Regions from separate parts of the Homo sapiens genome. Here regions 1, 2 and 4 are each linked to region 3. Evidence: chromatin contacts called from ENCODE Hi-C or POLR2A ChIA-PET data. All regions are on one chromosome and are shown on one strand. The core of a region is the stretch at or near the end of the contact, and the rest is flanking DNA. Distances in the headings are between cores, read along the strand shown. Region 1 holds the start of ATG101 (autophagy related 101). Region 2 holds the start of KRT6A (keratin 6A). Region 3 holds the start of KRT86-AS2 (KRT86 antisense RNA 2). Region 4 overlaps LOC124902934 (a long non-coding RNA gene).

Region 1 (5,080 bases), core at 2,259-4,758, 210 kb after region 3:
CCACTGGCCCTTCTCTGCATTTTGGCAGCACACACTATCAACGAATCATCAAGTCTCAGGATCAGAAAGTGCAAGAGCTTCAAAGTTATCAGTCCAAATGACAGGCTGGGATTCCATTTTACAGCCTTCAATGTAGTTTACAGCAGATGCTCACTGTGCAACATTTGTCAGGTACTAGACATCAAAGGCAAGCACGGCCCCTGCCCTCAGGCTGACAGGATGAAGAAAAAGCACGCAACTAAACATTATCACCACGGAGAGAGTACAGGGTGGGAGTAAGAAGTACAGAAAGATTGGAGTCTGATTTCCTGGGACCTTGAATGAACAGGTTAAGGCATTTGGACTCTGTCCTAAAAGCAGCGAAGAGTCAATGCATCACTAAGCCAAGATCAAATCTGTGCATCAAAAAAGTACCTCTAGGCCGGGTGTGGTGGCTCACATTAATCCCAGCAACTTGGGAGGCCGAGGCAAATCACTTGAGCTCAAAAGTTCAAGACCAGCCTGGGAAACATGATAAAACCCCATCTCTACCAAAAATATAAAAAATTAGCTGGGCCTGGTGGCAGGCGCCTGTAGTCCCAGTTACTTGAGGGGCTGAGGCAGGAGGATAACTTAAATGTGGGAGGCTGAGGCTGCAGTGAGCTGAGATCATGCCACTGTGCTCCAGCCTGAGTGACAAAGCGAGACCCTGTCTCAAAAAAAACAAAAATACAAAGTAATAAAATAAATTTAAAAAAAAAAAGACAAGTACCTTTGGCTAAAGGGCAAAGAATGGCTCTAAACCGTATTGGGGTCACAAACTGCTCTGAGAAGTGAATGAAGCCATGAAGACTGGGCTTTAAAAACATGACTCTCACACACACACATATACCAAATCTCACCTATTTCTAGAGACACCCACATCCACAGACTCCAGGGTAAAAACTTGTGGATTTAAGGCACAAAGGCTGGGCACGGAAGTCAGTTAAAGACCACTACAGTAGATGTAGTTACAGAAGCAGCATAATCAGGTGTGGGCGGTTTTTCATGTCCTACAGTCCTGGGTTTGAATCCCACCTCATCTACATCTTGCTCTATGACCTTAAGCGAATCACTCAACCTCTCTGAACTTCTTATCTGTAAATGGGGATAGTAGTGAGAATTAAGGTAACACATGTAAAATACAGTAGAATAGTGGTTGAAAACGATGACTTGAAAGCCAGACAACCTGGAATGGAACCCCAGCTCTGCCACTTGCTCCATGCTCATGATCTTGGGCAAGCTGCTTAACACCTATCTGCCACATATACAAAAGAGATAATAATGGCTACCTTGAAAGGGTTGAGGGCTGAATGAGCTAGCATGTATAAAACACTTAAATAAGTACCTGACAAATGGTAAATATCCACTAAGTATTAGCTGCTATAATTCATTATTACATTGTTACTGCCAAGAGATGATGCAAGGCTATAACACAGCAGTGGTAGAGAGAGTAGGAAGGAGAGAACAAGAGACTTGAGAACTAGAACATAATAACTAAATACATGCCCAGAGGGAGAGGGAGCTTCAAGTTCCTTATAACTCAGAGTATTCAGCTTGCAAACCTCCCCTGACTGGGAATTCACTAGCTCTCACAACAACCAGTCAATGTTCAGGAAGTTCTATTCAGTTATTCTGATTTATTTATTTATTTTATTTATGAAATGGGGTCTCACTCCATCACCCAGGCTGCAATACAGTGACACAATCTCTACTCACTGCAACTTCTGCCTCCCAGGCTCCCATCCCAGCCTCCCAAGCAGCTGGGAACACAGGCGAACACCACCACACCTGGCTAATTTTTTGTATTTTTGGTAAAGAAAGGGTTTTGCCATGTTACCCAGGCTGGTCTCGAACTCCTGAGCTCAAGAGATCCACCCGCCTCGGCCTCCCAAAGTGCTGGGATTACCGCACCCAGTCCAGTTATTCTTTCTGCTGAAGAATCTGTCTCTTAGTGCTTCAAACCACTTTTAGTTTTAGTTTTGGTACCCAAAGCCACACAAAATAAGTCTCACCTCTTTTCCACAAGTGAGTTTTTATTTAGGGGCAGCTATTCCACCACCCCCTCACCCCTTCTACAGGCTGAAGGTCCCCAGTCCTCAAAAACATGTCTGTTCCACATCACATCTTATCTGCATGGAATCCTAGCAGCTCTCCTCTAAGTATATTTCACTCATCTGGTTGACAGATGGTGAATATAAAAAGTATATTTCAGTTTGTGTCTGCCCCTTTTAAACTGTTGCTCAGCACAGGATACAGGGCAACGGTCTGTGGACCGCACAGAGATCAGGCCAGCTCTGCCTCTCAGCTGGCGATCAGCTCGCGTCTACCTGTACTATCAAGCACCATCACGTTTTGTTTTTGTCTCTACCACTAGGCAAACAATTCCTATATTCTGCTTATAGGGCAGAGACTATATTCCATTCATCACTATAATGGTAATTCCTAGTACCTTCTACAAAACAACTGCTCAATTGAGCCCAACCCAGGAATTCCAGGTTCTTCCAGGGGTTGCTGGATTAGTTTCTCCTACATGCTTGGATCAAGAAGGAGAAGGGCTCTCTTGCTCGTTTTGCCCTCCAGTTTTACTCCATCCAGCAGTTTTCTTCCCATCTAGAGACTCCCGGCTCTGGTCCGGCTCCCTTTCTTCCACGACTTCTCCCTCTTGTGTCCCCCGCAATCGTTCACACAAGCCACACATCTCACTTGTGCCCCAAGCCTGGGCTCCTCCCTCATTCTACGTGCTATTTTAGGATCCACTCCTCCAAGAAGTCAGTCCTGACCAACCCCATTCTCCTTCCCACAGCTGCCACATTTGGTCTGTGAAAACCTTGTTGTCCCCTGCCCCACACAGTGAGCAGTGAGCAAGCAGGGCCCACCAGAGTAGGGTCTGGAAAGTCTCGTCCCTCTTGTCCCCCCGAGTGGCAGAGGCTAACAGCCGCCTTCTCAAGCCTGGCTGGAGCACAGGGTGCGCCCATTCCCACCTTGAGTGTAGAGTTTGGAGCACGGATTCCTCAAGCTCGGCTCATGCCCTTCCTCCTCCTCCTCACGCCCTGGTGCGACCTCCGCAGGTACGCTTCAACCTCCGCACGGCGCTGAGCCACAAGAGACCAGCTAAAAGCAAAACCAGAAAACTTACTTGGCTCCATATCAAGAGACTCGGGACGGACGCAGGAAGGAATTCCCGCCCGGGTCCCGTATCCCCCGCCGCCACTACGCGCGAACCTCCACAGTCCACGTAACCAGGGAGGAACGGACTCCTCGGGTGTCTCGGGGGCGGCGCCCCGCGCCCAGGCTGGCTGGACTCGGAAGCTGGAGGAGCGCCCGCGTTCCACTGCCCCGGGGGATGCCCACGCCGGCACAGGAGAGGGGGCACACGGTTAAAACAGCTCCCACCTCCCCCAACCACAGTCCACGACCAGCCTCTCAGATGCCACCACTCTCCCGGCAGGCTCCAGACCACCTGGGTCGGAGGCTGAGCCGGGACCGGAAGCCGCACCGCCCCCCGCGCGCCGGGAAGCTCACCAGATCCCACGGCCCCGGAGGGGGCACCTGCCCAGCTCGCCGGGCCCCCGCACGCATGTAGCCGCCCACAACATCCGCGTAGTCACAGAAGCACACGCAGATAGTCATGCGTTGCTCTCTGATCTGGGGGCTGCTCCTTTCGTGGTTATGTCTCGGATTTTAAGAGTTGATGGTGATGAAGATCCCCCTCATGTGGACGAGTCCATTCAGCCCACCACCGAGAACGCTGTGGTGTTTCGGCCCGTACAACTCACTTCCGCCATAGAGACTGGAGGGAAGGAGGAGCCCTACGGGCTCTCGGCCGCCTCCCTAGGCCGAGCGGAGTCATCGGCGGCGAGCCTGGCCGGGAGACGCTGACGCGGTGCCCAACTCAGTCCGGACTGAGAGGTCTGGAAGGAACACTGATCACCGCAAGATGAGGGGCGTACCCCGTAGAGAGAGGTCCTGGAGATGAGCCCACACCGCTGTACTGCAGGACGCCCAGTGGATGGCAAAACTTGAGTTTGTTGAATGTGCGTAACAGACGGGATCCCTGGCCCTCCACCCACACAGATGCTGGAGAAAGGGGCTTCATCTCTCAGTGTTGCCTTTATGCAGCAGCACTACTTGATACCCCATGGTGACCAATCTGGTGACAGTCCTTCGGAGGCTAGTAATTCGGCCATTGCTTCTCTGCGTGACCCTCAACATCACTCATCCTTTCTGATGCTCTCTATAAACAGGTGGCTGTTGTGAGGATCACAGGAGATAACTCATATGAAAGATTTCTGTGACCTGTAAAGTCTAATATGAATACAAGTGTATTTTTAGTGCTGTGTAACTTCCTGGAGCGCATTTGGTTCTCCATGTAGATTGTAAGCCCAGAGCAGACAGGGCTTCGAGAGCTCGGTTAATGCACCCACCTCCAATAGGAGGCAGTATTTTTTTTTTTTTTTTTTTTTTTTTTTTTTTTGAGACGGCGTCTCGCTCTGTCGCCCAGGCTGGAGTGCAGTGGCGCTATCTCGGCTCACTGCAAGCTCCGCCTCCTGGGTTCACGTCATTCTCCTGCCTCAGCCTCCCGAGTAGCTGGGACTACAGGCGCCCACCACCACGCCCGGCTAATTTTTTTTGTATTTTTTTTAGTAGAGACGGGTTTTCACCGTGTTAGCCAGGATGGTCTCGATATCCTGACCTCGTGATCTGCCCGCCTCGGCCTCCCAAAGTGCTGGGATTACAGGCGTGAGCCACCGCGACCGGCCAGGAGGCATTCTTAAGGTGTTAGCTGGGGATTACCATGCTCATTTTCTGGCCCATTGGGGTGCCTCACGCCTGTGATCCCAACATTTTGGAAGGCTTAGGACAGAGCATCACCTGGGGCCGGGGGTTCAAGACCAGCCTGGTCGACATAGTGAGACTCCCATCTTTAAAATAAAAATTAAAAATTTAGCTGGGCGTGTTGGTGTACCCCTGTAGTCCCAGCTACTTCAGAGGCTGAGGTGGAGGATCACCTGAGCCCAGGAGGTTGAAGCTGCAGTGAGCTATAATCACGCCACTGCAT
Region 2 (5,198 bases), core at 2,109-4,608, 210 kb before region 3:
TTTGTTCTAATCTTCTTATGAAGGTTGTGCCTTCCCCACTCGGCTCTTCTAGGGAAACAGAACACCTCTGGGCACCACCATGGGACATGAGCCATGGTCACCAGAGAGGTTTCACCTGAGAATAACCATCCAGGGTAGATAGGGTGGCCTGCCTATGAACATGACCCTCTCCTGGGATAGGTGGTCGCTGGCAGAGGTAGACTCAGAGGCAGAGAGGGCTGGACTCACAGGAGAGAAAAGAACAGGGCCCAGCCTAGGGCAGCTGTCTGAAAGCAGGCCAGGAACAACAGGCACCTCCCACACCAGGACAAAGAAAGACATAGACAATCAATGGCAAATGAGCCAGGTGCAAACTTCCCCTTTTAGTGGTGGTGGGGCCTGGGAAGAAGTGGAATCAGAAATAGATCTTCCGGCAGCAGCAGGATTCCCTCCTCTCTAACTCCCCCTCCACTGTCTTAGAAGCCCTTCATCACCTCTCATGAGTCCTCCCAGCTGACCTCACTCTATGGGGTCACTGGACTTGGTTCCCAGAGCATGCCTGGCAGCTGGGAATGGGAATTTTTTTAAAAAACCTCTTAGTAGATATATAAGAGAATGTCATATAAATTTAGCAAAAGGAGATACACTGGTGTCAGGAAATTAAACATGGCACTTTATATTGCTGGTGCTGTCTGATGCACACACCAAGCCTAGATTGAATAAGATGTTGAAGTTAAACCATCCTCTGATAGACTAAATGAATTACATTACATATTTTATTCAGGGATGAGTTCACCCCCACACTTAAAAAGACAGGAACTCATTAGTGAAAAAGGAACTGATGCAGTTGGCACTGCTGGTTAATAGCAGCTGCCCCTGTGTGTGTACCCCAGAGAACAGCCTGAGACCCAGCAGAGGATGGGCAGGGGAACCTGACTCCATAAGAGGGAGAGCAGTCTTCTGGGCTCCTGCCAAGAACTCAGAGGTTGGATCCTCTCTCCAACCACCTTTCCTTCCAATCACTCAGACAACATGCTGCCTCCCCCACTGGGCGGAGCTCTGTCTGCCCCATGCTGCTGCTCAGCAGAGTGGCTGCAAGCTTGCAAATTGCTCTTCTGATCCTGTTGCTCTTCTGCCTTCTGCGGCTCTGTGTGGCATCTGGGAGCAGGGCAAACCTCTATACATGGCTTCCTAAGTCCTTACTAATGTGGCACAAGCCTGCAATGTTGGTTTCATTTCTCTTACCGGTCTCTGAACCACCCTCCTCCCCCACACACATACCCTGCACTTGTGTCCCTGTTCTTGACGCTTCTTGTGGGCCTCTACATACAAAATGTCTTCATACTTTCCTATGATAATATTAGCTTACCTTCGGTGAGAAATTATATGCCAGATGCCTTGCTAAGACCTTCAATTAATTATCTCACTGAAGCCTCACAATAGCACTTTGAGGCCGGTGCTATGTTCACTCCCAGTTTACAGGTGTAAAAACAAGGCACAAAGGGTTTAAGAAAGTGCAGAGGGACACCCAGGTGCTTGGTCATGAACCTGAGCCCTCTGTCTCCAAAGTCCATGCTCTTAACCAGGGGTTGGCAAATGTTTTCTTTAAAGGGACAAATAGTGACTATTTTAGGCTTTGCAGGGCATACAATCTCTGTTGTAACTACTCAGCTCTGTCTTTGTAGTGTGAAAGCAGCCGTGGACATTGGACATTGACACAGACATAGGACACTGGGTAAATGCATATAGCTCCCACCTGAATTGCCAACCCTTCTTACCCATCCTAGCATCATTCATGCCAAGCCTAAAGCCTCTATCCCAAGAGAGTAGAGTGGGTCGGAGCACATACCAGAAGGAACACTTCTTTCCCAGAACTGGGTGGAAGCACATTCTTGGTCAACCATTGTGCAACCAGGGTGGAGGGAGGGGAGCTGCTTCCGTTGTCTTGAGAAGGTATCTCGTTCTTGCCAGACGCTGAGTTAGCACCTCCTTTAGACAGGGAACACCCTGTTCTCCTGGATGCTGTGTCCCCCCCTCCAAATGTTGGAGAAATGGGACTGCTTTTAAAATAGTAACAAGAGCTTTCCTGAGGCTCTTCTTAGCATGGGAGTTTGTTCTTCCTCCTGCGGTTGCTCATTTATCCATAGGTTCTCACAGAACAATATTGCCCAGGATTGCTCTCCATTCTCCTCATGCACAGTGCTTAATGCATGGACTGGAGAAGTGAAGCTCATTCCTCTGTAAACCAAGCACACTCACCTTTGTCAGCCTGCCCACCCTCCCAGAAGGTGTATATGGATTTGAGATTTCAAGCACTGAGATCAGAAATTAAAATGTGGAATTGACATGTTACATCATCACACTTGTAAGGGCACAATTTTATGATTCACAGCTTCCATATGCCCCTTGACTTTCCCTACACACCCAATTAAACTGTCTGACTCTTGATTCTTAAGAAATGTCAAAATCTGTGGGAATAAAAATCCAGTGAATTCCTTAATGATTTTTATATCACTCATTTTCCGTTGTTTAAATTAAGCTCTATGTAAATGCTCCAAAACAGCAGGGAGAAGGTGTCTATAAATTTCAACTGGAAAGGCAGATTTACATGAGACTAAGCTCAATAGGAAAGCAAGCACTGGAGAGAGAGGTGCAGATATGGAAAGAAACTCCTGGCAGAAGTCAGGTCTCTGAGCACCCTGGGCAATGTCTGCTCCCTTCATTTTAGGTAAACGGCATGTGGGCAGGTGATCACACAGTACACAGAACAAATGTTGCTCCTACAGTGTAAAGACTCAACTCCTCTGTCCCTCTTGCCTGACAAAGGAGGGTTAGATCCCCAAAGCAGACCCCGTTCCTATGTCCAGGACACAAGGGAGGACAGCCAGGAGCTCCAGAAGAACTGGTCCAAATGCAGTGGAAAAAACACAACAGGCTACTTCTTGCTCAGGCCATCGGGCAAATGCCCATACGCCCTCAGGAAGGATCCCACTCAGAGGGTGAGGCTGGTGCAAGTGGAGTAGAAAACCTGTGTGGGAAGGGGGCACACAGGGAGTGTCTGATGAAGAAGAAGGAGGGGACAATTATCACAGATCAGCTCCTTGTCTCCTTTGTTTGAGGACATGACTAACTCATGACTTCAGTGAATGTATACCCGGGCTTATTGTGTTAGGATCAAGTCAAGGCTGGAAGGCAGGAGAATTTCTCTATGACTAAAGGAAGCCAAAAAGCAATCTTCATATTTCATACCTTTCTAGAAACTGGGTGTGATCTCACTGTTGGTAAAGCCCAGCCCTTCCCAACCTGCAAGCTCACCTTCCAGGACTGGGCCCAGCCCATGCTCTCCATATATAAGCTGCTGCCCCGAGCCTGATTCCTAGTCCTGCTTCTCTTCCCTCTCTCCTCCAGCCTCTCACACTCTCCTCAGCTCTCTCATCTCCTGGAACCATGGCCAGCACATCCACCACCATCAGGAGCCACAGCAGCAGCCGCCGGGGTTTCAGTGCCAACTCAGCCAGGCTCCCTGGGGTCAGCCGCTCTGGCTTCAGCAGCGTCTCCGTGTCCCGCTCCAGGGGCAGTGGTGGCCTGGGTGGTGCATGTGGAGGAGCTGGCTTTGGCAGCCGCAGTCTGTATGGCCTGGGGGGCTCCAAGAGGATCTCCATTGGAGGGGGCAGCTGTGCCATCAGTGGCGGCTATGGCAGCAGAGCCGGAGGCAGCTATGGCTTTGGTGGCGCCGGGAGTGGATTTGGTTTCGGTGGTGGAGCCGGCATTGGCTTTGGTCTGGGTGGTGGAGCCGGCCTTGCTGGTGGCTTTGGGGGCCCTGGCTTCCCTGTGTGCCCCCCTGGAGGCATCCAAGAGGTCACCGTCAACCAGAGTCTCCTGACTCCCCTCAACCTGCAAATCGATCCCACCATCCAGCGGGTGCGGGCTGAGGAGCGTGAACAGATCAAGACCCTCAACAACAAGTTTGCCTCCTTCATCGACAAGGTGAGCCAGTGCCATGCCCTCCATGGGGCACTTCAGGGTCCCCAGACCAGAGGAGCAACACCTTCCTGCCAGGGAGACCTAGGAGGGAGGGAGAAGAGGACTCAGCCCAGCTCTGCAGAGAGTGCAGATGGCTGCTGGTGCCCAGCAAGCAGCAGGGATGGGCATCACTCCCCCATGGGATCTCTGGAGTGGCCCTCACTCCTGCCTAGGGAGAACCATAACTTTTCATAACCCTGAAGCACAGATGAGGCCATCAGAGAATGGAGTAGGTTAACTCTTCCCTTTGAAGCGTCAAAGAAAATGCCAGGAGTACACGGGCTGGTAAATTACACTCTGGGGTCTGGATAAGAGGAAAAAATATTGGAAACAAAAGAAAGGATATTTTGGCTAGATTAAGAAAAAAAAGACTTAAAACGTTTATACGTTATGTGGAAATGTTAATTAATCCTCAAAACAAAGAATGACCATAACATCAGGATGTTTTAGAGGAGAGACTTGCACAAATGGGAAATAAGACGGGAATCAAATCATTGGGCAACATTTAACATCTCTTCTAACTGAGGTCCTATCAGTAATAAAAACTGTGTAAAATTTATCAGATGAATACTATTTTATAACTATGTTTGTAATTTTGGCTGGGAAAAGAAGGAAAAGACATGTTGAAACTCATTAATATGTCCAATAACTTAGAGAGTGAGAACACCTGAATGGTCCGTGGGACAATTCCTCTAGTGAGATTGGTGGGGTACAAAGGAGAAGGGGTTGGGGGAGCAGAGCTCAGCCTGAGCCTCTCTACATGCACTGTAGTAGCCCAGCACCATGGGAACCTCCCGGACCTGCCAGGAAACCGGATACCAGACACTTTTTCTTCCTTCCCTTGCCTGGAAAATGATCATCTTGTCTCTCTTTCAGGTGCGGTTCCTGGAGCAGCAGAACAAGGTTCTGGAAACAAAGTGGACCCTGCTGCAGGAGCAGGGCACCAAGACTGTGAGGCAGAACCTGGAGCCGTTGTTCGAGCAGTACATCAACAACCTCAGGAGGCAGCTGGACAGCATTGTCGGGGAACGGGGCCGCCTGGACTCAGAGCTCAGAGGCATGCAGGACCTGGTGGAGGACTTCAAGAACAAGTGAGTTAAACAGGAGAAATGGACTCAGTTTCCTGCAGCACACACTTCAAGACTATTGGGTGACCAGGGCCAGAAGGGGGTAATATTCCTAACAACCCATGTCCG
Region 3 (4,939 bases), core at 979-3,478:
TCACTGCCCTCCTGGGGCTCAGATAGAGACATGACCACAGCCAAGTTAGCATCTGACATGTTTAAATACAACGGAGTGTGAGGCAGGCATGCAGAGCCAACAGAGGACTCACACCTTATAGTGCCCTTCTGCTGAGAAGCAATGACTGAACTGAGGACAGCCCTCCTCCCTTCAGAAGCCACCCGACTCACAAAGCTTATAAATGGGCTGGGGAATGACTCTCCATAAATGCACTGGGCAGTTTCCTCCCACCCCAGTCTGGAATGTGGCCCATGGCCAGGGGAGCCTCTCAGGGAATTAGTCTCCAAACCACAAACATTGCTTGTGATCCACAGGGCCCTGGCCCAGGAAGAAACTCAAACCTGACCCCAAAGCCCTGGGGATCTTCTGGATTGACATCAGGCAAGTCCAGGTTCGGTATTTGAAAAGGGAAAATGTGAGCAACAGTCCTGAGTGACGCAGGTTGCAGAATGTACATCCTAGATCCTGCCTACAATTCCCACAAAGTTCCCTTGTTGACATGATCATCATAGCAGGAGCTGGAGAAAATTGGGCTTGAATAGCAGAGAATCTCATGATCCCCTAGCAAAATGCAAGGAGCACAGAGCTGGACTAAAGAATCTTGAAAGAATCTTCAGGCAGCTTGTTTGCATTTGCGAGTGTTGGCAGGTCAGTATTTATCAACCAGGGCTGATGTGTGAGCCCAGTGGGGTCATGCCCCCTACCCCTCAGGAGGGTGGCATCCGGCTAGCCAAGTTTCAGTCCCATTCCTCTTGCATGAGACTTTTCTGTTTACACAAGAAGAGGGCCTTTTGGATACCTGTCCTCTGGGCAGGCACCCAGAAGAACACAGCAGACACTCTGGCACTAGAGTGCCTTAAAAAGTAAAGCCCAAGCCTCTGGCCAATGACGCACTTCAGCCCCACCCAGGGACATAGAAAGCAGAAACTATTGTTGCATTGATGATGTAATTTCATGCAATAGAAAGGAATGTGGGCTCACTGTACAGAAGCTTCTCTTGGGTCTGTGTGGCAGGGAAAGAACCCAGAAATCCAGCCTTTATCTAGCCACCCCACTCTATCTTCCGACCACCAAAATCCAATGCCTTGTAAAAACTCGGACCAACTTACACCCTGGATCTGAAGTAGAGACAGAGCTGGAGCCTCCGTCTGATTTCACAGCCCACAATTTCCTCCACCATAGTGTGTTGTTCCTCTGCCCGCCACCAGATCATATTAACACAACTCGGTGGCCCAATTGTGTGTTAAACCAGAACCCAAGCTTGGGCCACCCAATTGTGTTCATCTCTCTCCAGCCCCCATCTGCAAGGGCCACCTGTCTTCAAATGCCCCATCAGGGTGATAGAAGGCACTGGCCCAATCCCCATCTCACCCTTTTCTGTTTCTGCTCGGTTTCCTCGTCTATGGCCCACCTCCCTACCCAGAACCTCATCTCCAGGAATCCTAGAGTGTCTTCCTCACCATCCTGTCCCCTGAACCAAGCACTATGAGGCCATTCAGTAAGTATGTGTAGAGTGAATGGATGGATGGAGAATGGAATTCTCAGCTCTGCTGCCCAGAAGCTATGGGCCCCAGGCTAGACTCTTCTGCATGAATGAACCCTTTCTCTCGCTTTCCCCATGGACTCCGGGCTCCCCATCCTAAAGACTCTGGTTCTATAATATCGAATCATCATATACTTAAGTCACATAGACCCTCACAGCAGGAGGGGAGGAGGTTGCTTCCTGGTACTGTTCTCGCCCTGACCCCTCCACCGCAGCCAGGTTTGTCTGTGCTCTGGGAATGGCCTGGAGAATCCGGGTTTAAACTCCTGGCAGCTCAGACCACTCCACAACTTTTTATTGCAGAGAAGTCCCTGGAAAGAAGGGGTGGGAACAGTTCAGAGGGGCAGGGTTCTTGGTCCAGGTAAGCTGGCCACCTCTACCCAATGGCACCAGCGTCCAGGCCATCTGCACTGGGGATGGTCAGTCATAGTCCTGTAAGCTGTGCTCCAACGCCTCACGTCCCGGTGTGGGAGGCAAAAAGGAAAGATGATGTGGGGTCAGCTCTATGGGAGGGGGCATCTGACACAAGAGGGCTAAGTCTTTAGGGCAGAAGCTGAGGGTTCCTTGTCTTCTCCGGAGGGAGGCGGGAAGGGTTCAACATCTGCGGGAGCTGTGTAGCTAAAGCCCACGGACACAGCCGGGAGAGCCGCAGAGCGCGTAGCCGCCGCCAGGGGCGCTCGTCTCCAGGGCGCCGGAGCCTGCTCGGGGCTGGAGCAGGCAGGCGGAGCCCGGCTGAACGGAGGACGACTGTCCGAGGGAGGAAAGCCCTTCCTCCCCCCACCCCAAGCCCCAGAAGACAGACTTGCAGACATCTCCTCCAGATACACAGACCCTCCTCCCCACCAGGAGACAGATGTACAAACTCCCCGAAAGGAACAGGTAAACAGACCTCTCCCCAGAGAACAGACCACAGGACCCCCTTCCCCACACACGCAAACGCAGTCACCCCCGAGAGAAGAAATAGCCCCCGACAAAAGGAGAGGCACAGAGGGAGCTGTCACAGACACAGGAACAGAAACACAGCCCTTCTGCCTTCTCAAGAGGAGGCACGCCAAGGTGTGGACGGGGAAGGAGGGAATAAGGAGAATAAGATAATAAGATAAGATCCGACCATGCCAGCCTACTGTTTACTTACTGATGCTCCTTGCCCCAAATCCCAGACCAAGCCAGCGGAAAGAAGGAAGCAGGTGAGTCCATCTGTCTACTAGGTTTGGTATTCTGCATTCCCCAGGACACACACTCCTGACCCTCCCAGACAGCAGTCCTTCCACCCTGCAAGCTCCCTGGCGCTCTCTGATCACTCCTGCCTTAAATTCATATAACTCACTTTTGTTGATGACTTTTTGGAGGAAAGAGAAGACCAAAAAAAAAAAAAAAAAAACTACACTTTCTTTGGCCTGACTTGATCTTGGAAGGTGAGACCGTGAGGGAACATTTTAAACCTCTACAGGAGACCCCAGAGCAGGTAGCTCCATAATCTGAAGACTAGTGTGTGTCCCTAAAGCTGTCACTTAACCTCTCTGAAACTTACCCCTCATCTGTAAAATGGGGATAATAGGACCTCCCTGCCAGGGTTTTGTGAGGTGTTAAAGGAGGTGATCAATGCAATATGCCTGTGGCATGGGTGATCAGTTCCCCCTCCCTCCCCTAGCCTGGTGACAGCCCTTGTCTCCTACTGTTGTCTACTGAGTTGAAAGCCAAGCCCCACCTGGTCATGTAACCCCACCTTCCCCAGGCCTGGGGAGAGGGGCAGAGTTGAGAAGAAGGCACTTCACACAGAGACCTTATTCCCACTGGCTAGGCCTTGGTCCCTGCAGCTGTCTCCATGGACAAACCGGCCCCTGGTCTCTGATACTGGGGTGGATGACTATGGGTCACCCCGTCCCAGGTGCCAAAAGTACACATCAGCTAGAACTTTTTGTTCAAAGGGCTGTAAGATGGTGAGAGAAACCTAGCTCTAGAGGAACGAGTTCCTGGATACCTAGGTCATCTCTCTCCACCCTTCCCTGGCTGATGAGCGTGGTGCTGCCCTGTGCCCCTGCACTCCTCACTGCAGCCACATCTGAAGCACTTCCCAGCTGACCCATCATCCACTCTCTTCACCCTCCAGCAGCTTGTGGCAGGCAGCAATCTCAAAGTCCAGGCCCCACTTGACGATCACAGCTCTCAGTACTCACACAGCTGCTACATCACATCCTGCTTAGCTCGCTGCAGGGCAGCCTCCAGCCAAGCCAGCTTGCCCTTGGTGCTGCCAGAGCCACCCTCCTCCTGCAGAGCTGGCGGGTCCTTGACTTCCTCTAGTTCACAGGGCGTAGGGAGCGAAGGGTAGACCAAGGACAGAAGGACATTATTGGCCCTCACTCCTTCCCCCTTAAGGATCCAGACCTTGCTCTGAGGCTGCAGAGCCAATGAGGGATTGGAGATTGTCCATGGTTGCAAGGAGTGAGCACACCTGTTCCAAAACTTGTGTTTGTTTGTCTGTATGGCAAGATGAAAAGAACCTGCCCACCTGTCTACCTTCAGGGTGAAGATTTGAAACCGGCTATCTAGGATGGCTGAGAGAGAGCCTTTTACGTCTAGTATGGAGAAACTCCTAATATGAGCCAGGATCCCAGAAGCATCCAATGCTCTTTGGCATGTAATGCTGTGGTTATTGTTTCCTAAGGAAAACTAGCAAGAAGAATATCCATTCCTCACGGGAACCTAGAGTTTATACTCTTCAGGAGGAAAAATAATAAGACCTTGGTGAAGTGTATTTGCTGCTTGGGGAACCAGAACAGCTGTGGCTGGTGGGACCCTGACCATGATGGCCCACCCACTCACTCTGCCCCCTCAGAACCTCAGCAGCTTATCCCTTCTCAGAGTCACCCATTCCTGTACAAGGGAGATCTCTCTCCATGAATACCCTTCCAAGCCTGAGACACTTGCATCTGCAGAAAGCAAGAAAAGACCGGGAACAGAAGCCCTTCCCTCCATGGAGTGAGACTTGAGCCAGCGGGGGTGTGAGAGGGCTGGGAGGTGGGTGGGTTAAGAGAGGAGGCTAAGAGAGAATGGGAGAAAGAAAACATCCTGGAGGACTAGCTCCTTTCTAAGGCTCACAAATGCAAGTGCTTGCAGAGGCCTAGCTGGAAGCATCAAAAGGTGAAGGCTAAATATACATCAGGAGTACCCAGTTCCACAAATACATCTGCCCTCTCCCATTTCCTGAAATCACCAGCACCTCTTTTATATTTTCAGACTTGCATTTCTCTGGCGACATTGACTCAGCACCTTTTCTCTTCTACAAGGATAATAACTTGCAGCCAGGACAGTGATAAATGGCAAGGGACCCTCTGCCTCACATCCAAAGGATGGGATTGGGAGTGGTGGGGACTG
Region 4 (5,410 bases), core at 2,102-4,601, 250 kb after region 3:
AGGAACAGGGCCGAGCCCCAGCTGCGCTCCCGGGGGCGGCCGGGCTGGGCGGGGTGGGGCCGGGGAAGCCGCTACGTCACTAGCCAGTCCGGAGGGAGCCGCAGCAGGTCCAGCCAGGATTCCATTACCTCACCCGGCGGCGCAGAGCTGCGGCTCGGTCAACACCCCTGCACACCATTGGCTACGGTGCCGCCCCTCCGACCAATAGCACGGGCGCATGCAAATGAACCATTGAGCCGAAGCTTCCTTCGGGTCTGCTGCAGGCGAATAGACGTCATTGGGAGGATGGGGGAAATGAGTTAAGAGGGGTCCCGAAATCTGTAGAGTGCTGGTTTGGGGGCTCGCCATCCCAAATCTGTTCCAGCCTGTCCTGAGGAAAATGGAGTGTAATTAAGGGTGAGCACCCTTAATTCTTGAGCTGTCTTTCCAGATACACCTCGCTGCTTGGAGATTCAGTGAACCTAAGAAAAGGTGCAAAAACTATTTAGGTCAACTTGGAGAGCAGGGGAAGGAAGAAATAAGAAATAAAGAGGTACCGAAAGCTGGAACATACTTCGGAGAAACACCTAGGCCAGCCCTCTCACTGGAAACACAGCACAGCACAGAACAAAACAGACACAGCTCCTGTCCCCGGGCTGACAGCCAAGTAGGAGAGATGAATGTTCAACAATCTTGCACATAAGCAGTAAGTGCCATGGTGTTAGCCAGCGTTCTCCAGAGAAACAGAACCAATAGGATGGATATACAGAGATATAGAAAAAGATTTATTATGAGGCATTAGCTCCCATGATTATGGACGCTGAGAAGTACCCAGGATCTGCCCTCCGCAAGCTGGAGTAGTTCCAGTCCGCGTCTGAAGGTGCAAGAATCAGAGCATGGATGTCTGAAGCAGGGAAAATATGGTGTCCCACCTCAAAGAAGAGCAAATTTGCCCTTCCTCTGCCTTTTTATTCTATTCAGGTCCTTAACAGATTAAATTATGCCTGCCCATAGCGGTGAGGGCGGTCTTCTTTACTCAGTCTACTGATTCAAATACTAATCTCTTCCAGAAACAGCCTCACAAATACACCTAGAAATAACATTTTACCAGCTATTTGAGCATCCCTTAGCCCAGTCAAGTTGACACTTAAAATTAACCATCACGGTGGCTCAAGCCTGTAATCCCAGCACTTTGGGAGGCCGAGGCGGGCGGATCACTTGAGGCCGGGAGTTCCAGACCTGCCTGACCAACATGGTGAAACCCCGTCTCTACTAAAAATACAAAATTAGCTGGGCGTGGTGGCGGGCACCTGTAATCCCAGCTACTCCGGAGGCTGAGGTAGGAGAATTGCTTGAACCCAGGAGACGGAAATTGCAGTGAGCCGAAGGTTGCAGTGAGCTGAGATTGCGTCACTGCGCTCCAGCCTGGGCAACAGAGCGAGACTCCGTCTCAAAAAAAAAAAAAAAAAAATTAACCATCACAACCATAAAGAGAAAATGAAATGGAGGATGTCAGTGAGATATTTAACAGGCAGCTGTAATTTTCGCAAGGGATGGATAAGAGAAAGCTTCTCCAAGGAAGTAGCTTTTTTATTTGTTTGTTTGTTTGTTTTGAGACGGAGTCTCACTCTGTCACCCAGGCTGGAGTGCAGTAGCATGATCTCGGCTCACTGCAACCTCTGCCTCCCAGGTTCAAGCCATTCTCCTACCTCAGCCTCATGAGTAGCTGGGATTACAGGCGCATGCCACCAAACCTGGCTAATTTTTGTATTTTTAGTAGAGATGGGGTTTCACCATGTGGGCCAGGCTGGTCTCACACTCCTGACCTCATGTGATCTGCCCGCCTCGGCCTCCCAAAGTGTTGAGATTACAGGCGTGAGCCACTGTGCCTGGCGGGAAGTAGCTTTTAAACTGAGGGAAGGCTGGGCACCACTGGAGGCTCATGCCTGTAATCTCAGCACTTTGGGAGGCCGAGATGGGAGGATCATTTGAGCTCAGGAGTTTGAGACCAGCCTGGGCAACGTAAGGGAGACTTTGTTTCTACTAAAAGTAATAATAATAATTAAAAAATAGCCTGCTTGGTGTTACGGGACTATGGTCCCAGCTACTTCAGGGCGGAGGTGAGAGAATCACTTGAGCCCAGGAGTCTGAGGCTGTAGCGAGCTGTGACAGCACCACTGCACTCCAGCCTGGGCGACAGAGTGAGACCCTATCTCAAAATAAATAAACTGAGGGGAGTTTGTCGGTGGAGAGTTAGGGGAAAGGGATAAGTTGCAGGGAGAGGAAACAGTAATGAAAGAGTGCCAGCTTGTTAGAGCAGCAGAGTAAGGCAAGTGGCTGGAGGCCAGTGACTAAGGGGGACAGAGCTGGGGATGCGCGAGAGGAGCACTCAGCCCAATCCACAGGCCCTTGTGCCAGACTCTGTGCCGATGACTTTTTTCCTTTGTCTCTTCTTTCAGCAGCCATCTAAGGTGGGCACTATTTTAGTATTGAGGAAACTGAGGCTCTAAAAGGTTAAGTAGGCCAGGTGTGGTGGCTCGCGCCTGTAATCCCAGCACTTTGGGAGGCCAAGGCAGGCGGATCACATGAGGTCAGGAGTTCGAGACCAGACTGGCCAACATAATGAAACCCCGTCTCTACTAAAAATACAAAAATTAGCCCAGCATGGTGGCCTATGCCTGTAATCCCAGCTACTCAGGAGGCTGAGGCAGGAGAACCACTTGAACCTGAGAGGTGGAGGTTGCAGTTAGCGAAGATTGCACCACTACACTCCAACCTGGGCAGCAGAGCAAGACTCCGTCTCAAAAAATAATACAAAATAAAAAATAAATAAAAGGTTAAGTAAACATGTCCAGTGTCACACAGCTGAGAAGTAGCAGAGCATGGATTTGCATCCAGACCAGTGTGGCCTCAAAGTCCTTACACTGAGCTGCTATGTTATTGCTTCCCAGAGAAGTTGAGCTACCCAGAGGTGAAGGGATTTGCCCTTCATTTCATGGCTTGCTGCAGAGCTGGGACCCCCGCCTCAGAGAGTTCTGTAGATACTGTGAAGGGAGACAGGGCCTAAGGAAGGGGAGAGGGACAGGGAGGGCGGAGAAAATGCCCCTGCAGCAGCATTCCCTGAAGACCTTGCCTGTGCCCACACCCTGCCCATGTCTTTGTGCCTTTGTGTGCAAGAGTCCTTCTTGCCCAAGCTGGAACTTAGGGTTTGCTGGGGTAGAAAGATGCAGAAGTTTATAAGTGTCCACTTCTAGGGGTGTGCTGCTGGCCAGCAGCCACCGCCCTGAGGGCTGTAGGAGGGCTGGCCACTGGGGCAGCCCAGATTAGCTGGATTTTGTGTGCTGTGCCTGTTGCTAAGTAACGCTGCTCCTGCTCTCACCAGGGGAGCCAGCTCTGGTTACCGGTGACAACCCTCAAGGGAGAGTGCCTGGAGAGACATGAGGCAGGCGGGAGGGAACTGAAGGAAGCCAAGCCCTTCCCCACACAGGTTTATATGGCAGAGGGGTAGGTATTCCTTAGCTCTCTGGTGTTCTGTCTTGTGTGTGTGTGGTTTTTGTTTTTTGAGACAGGGTCTCATTCTGTTGCCCAGGCTTGAATGCAGTGATGCAACCATAGCTCATTGCAGCCTCAGCCTCCCTGGCTCAAGTGATCCTCCCACTTTTGCCTCCCAAGTAGCTGGGACTACAGGTGTATGCCACCATGCCTGGCTAATTTTTGTATGTTTTGTAGAGACGGGGTTTCACTCTGTTGCCCAGGCTGGTCTCAAACTCCTGAGCTCAAGCAATCCACCCACCTCAGCCTCCCAAAATGTTGGATTACAGGTGTGGGCCACCACACCGGCCGTCTCTGGAGTACATTAGGGGCCTGTTTCCCCTGTGCCTTGGCCATGGGCTCAGAACTGCAGGACCCACAGGCACACAAGGAGGGTGCAAAGTCATGGGCAGGGTCTGGGCACAGGCAGGGTCTTCAGGGAATGCTGCTGCAGGCGTTTGGAGGGGAATTCTGCCCCCACATCTGAGCACCAAGGAGAGAGGTGGAGTGTGTGTGCATGTATGCGTCCCTCCTGTCATTGGACAGGCAATCTGTGGTCAGGCAGATGGGGCAACTCACTCACTTTCCACTGCTCTTTTAGAAAATGTCCCACACTTCTCCAGCTGGGGGCTTCCCACCTGTCAGAAGGTCCTGGAATCAGAGTAAACAGGTCCTAGCTCCCTGGGAGTGCCTATTATGCCTATTCCACTAAAGGATTTGGGGAATACTAGAGAGATAATTTCACTTAAAGCATTAATATTTTTAGGGAGAAGTTGAATTTTGGTCTTTTTGTTTTTGTTTTTGTTTTTGTTTTTTAAAATGGAGTCTCGCTTTGTCACCCAGGCTGGAGTGCAGTGGCACCATCTTGGCTCACTGCAACCTCCGCTTCCCGGGTTCAAGTAATTCTCTGCTTCAGCCTCCCAAGTAGCTGGGATTACAAGCGCCCACCACCACGCCCAGCTAATTTTTGTATTTTTAGTAGAGACGGGGTTTCACCATCTTGGCCAGGCTGGTCTTGAACTCCTGACCTCGTAATCCACCCACCTCGGCCTCCCAAAGTGCTGGGATTACAGGCATGAGCTACCGCGCCTGGCCTGGTCTTTTTGTCTTTTAAGCAGGTATCTTTTTTGTTTTTTTGTTTTGTTTGAGACGGAGTCTTGCTCTGTCACGAGGCTGGAGTGCAGTGGCTCAATCTCAGCTCACTGCAACCTCCGCCTCCTGGGTTCAAGCAAGTCTCCTGCCTCAGCCTCCCAAGTTGCTGGGACTACAGGCATGAGCCACCACGCCCAGCTAATTTTTGTATTTTTAGTAAAGACGGGGTTTCACTATGTTGGCCAGGATGGTCTCGATCACTTGACCTCATGATCTGCCTGCATCAGCCTCCCAAAGTGCTGGGATTACAGGCGTGAGCCACTGCTCCCGGCCCCTTAAGCAGGTATCTTAAAGGCACAGAATTGGCATGGCCATAATCATTCATACTTCTCTCTTCTTTTTTTTTTTTTTTTTTTTTTTTTTTGGAGACAGGGTCTCACTTTGTCACCCAGACTGGAGTGTAGTGGCACAATCTTGGCTCACTGCAGCCTCAACCTCCTGGGCTCAAGCGATCCTCCCATCTCAAACTCCCGAGTAGCTGGGACTAAAGGCACATGCCACCACGCCCGGCTAATTTTTGTATTTTTTGTAGAGACAGGATTTCATCATGTTGCCCAGGCTGGTCTCAAACTCCTGGACTCAAGCAATCCTCCCACCTCAGCCTCTAAAAGTGCTAGAATTACAGGTGTGAGCCACCGCACCTGACCAACATAATAATAATTCTTAACATATGATCACCATATGCTGGGAGAACGCCCTCCTACACTCCTGAGCCTAGCCACGTTACTCTCAGAAGTAAGGGTGTATG

Evidence for each region. A loop is a pair of places that touch in the nucleus more often than their neighbours do. ChIA-PET counts read pairs that join two places held with the same protein, here RNA polymerase II (POLR2A). Pooled maps may share reads with other maps.
Region 1: a loop to region 3 is called in a pooled map, with 2.9 times the contacts of the local background. The contact joins the promoter of ATG101 here to the promoter of KRT86-AS2 in region 3. A Hi-C loop is called at or near these places in 1 of 50 pooled maps. POLR2A ChIA-PET finds 5 or more read pairs at or near these places in 3 of 52 experiments (A549, H1 and activated CD4-positive, alpha-beta T cell).
Region 2: POLR2A ChIA-PET joins it to region 3 with 24 read pairs in MCF 10A. The contact joins the promoter of KRT6A here to the promoter of KRT86-AS2 in region 3. A Hi-C loop is called at or near these places in 1 of 50 pooled maps. POLR2A ChIA-PET finds 5 or more read pairs at or near these places in 2 of 52 experiments (BJ and MCF 10A).
Region 4: a loop to region 3 is called in a map of sigmoid colon, with 2.8 times the contacts of the local background. The contact joins the enhancer-like site here to the promoter of KRT86-AS2 in region 3. A Hi-C loop is called at or near these places in 1 of 168 maps with a recorded cell type or tissue (sigmoid colon) and 5 of 50 pooled maps. POLR2A ChIA-PET finds 5 or more read pairs at or near these places in 3 of 52 experiments (Panc1, activated CD4-positive, alpha-beta T cell and naive thymus-derived CD8-positive, alpha-beta T cell).

What each region holds. Positions count from the first base shown.
Region 1 is chr12:52,068,406-52,073,485 of GRCh38, reverse strand. ATG101 (autophagy related 101) reads right to left here and starts at 3,508. Exons shown (of 4, transcript NM_021934.5): 1 at 3,244-3,508; 2 at 3,003-3,132. RefSeq lists enhancers at 3,160-3,875, 3,753-4,042.
Region 2 is chr12:52,491,417-52,496,614 of GRCh38, reverse strand. It overlaps KRT6A (keratin 6A), which reads left to right and starts at 3,358. Exons shown (of 9, transcript NM_005554.4): 1 at 3,358-3,966; 2 at 4,879-5,093. The coding sequence starts at 3,427.
Region 3 is chr12:52,276,445-52,281,383 of GRCh38, reverse strand. It overlaps KRT86-AS2 (KRT86 antisense RNA 2), which reads left to right and starts at 2,228. Exons shown (of 2, transcript NR_199073.1): 1 at 2,228-2,443. The region is part of intron 2 of KRT86 (keratin 86); the gene reads right to left. RefSeq lists an enhancer at 108-1,307.
Region 4 is chr12:52,027,819-52,033,228 of GRCh38, reverse strand. LOC124902934 (a long non-coding RNA gene) reads right to left here. Exons shown (of 2, transcript XR_007063311.1): 2 at 1-461. It also overlaps a transcript of NR4A1 not described here. Among named protein-coding and RNA genes, the nearest start is that of NR4A1, 21 kb to the left of the region's middle. RefSeq lists a silencer at 1-232. Within about 2 kb of position 3,351, at least 7 of the 41 ENCODE cell types and tissues checked have a DNase peak (open chromatin) inside an H3K27ac peak, as active enhancers do.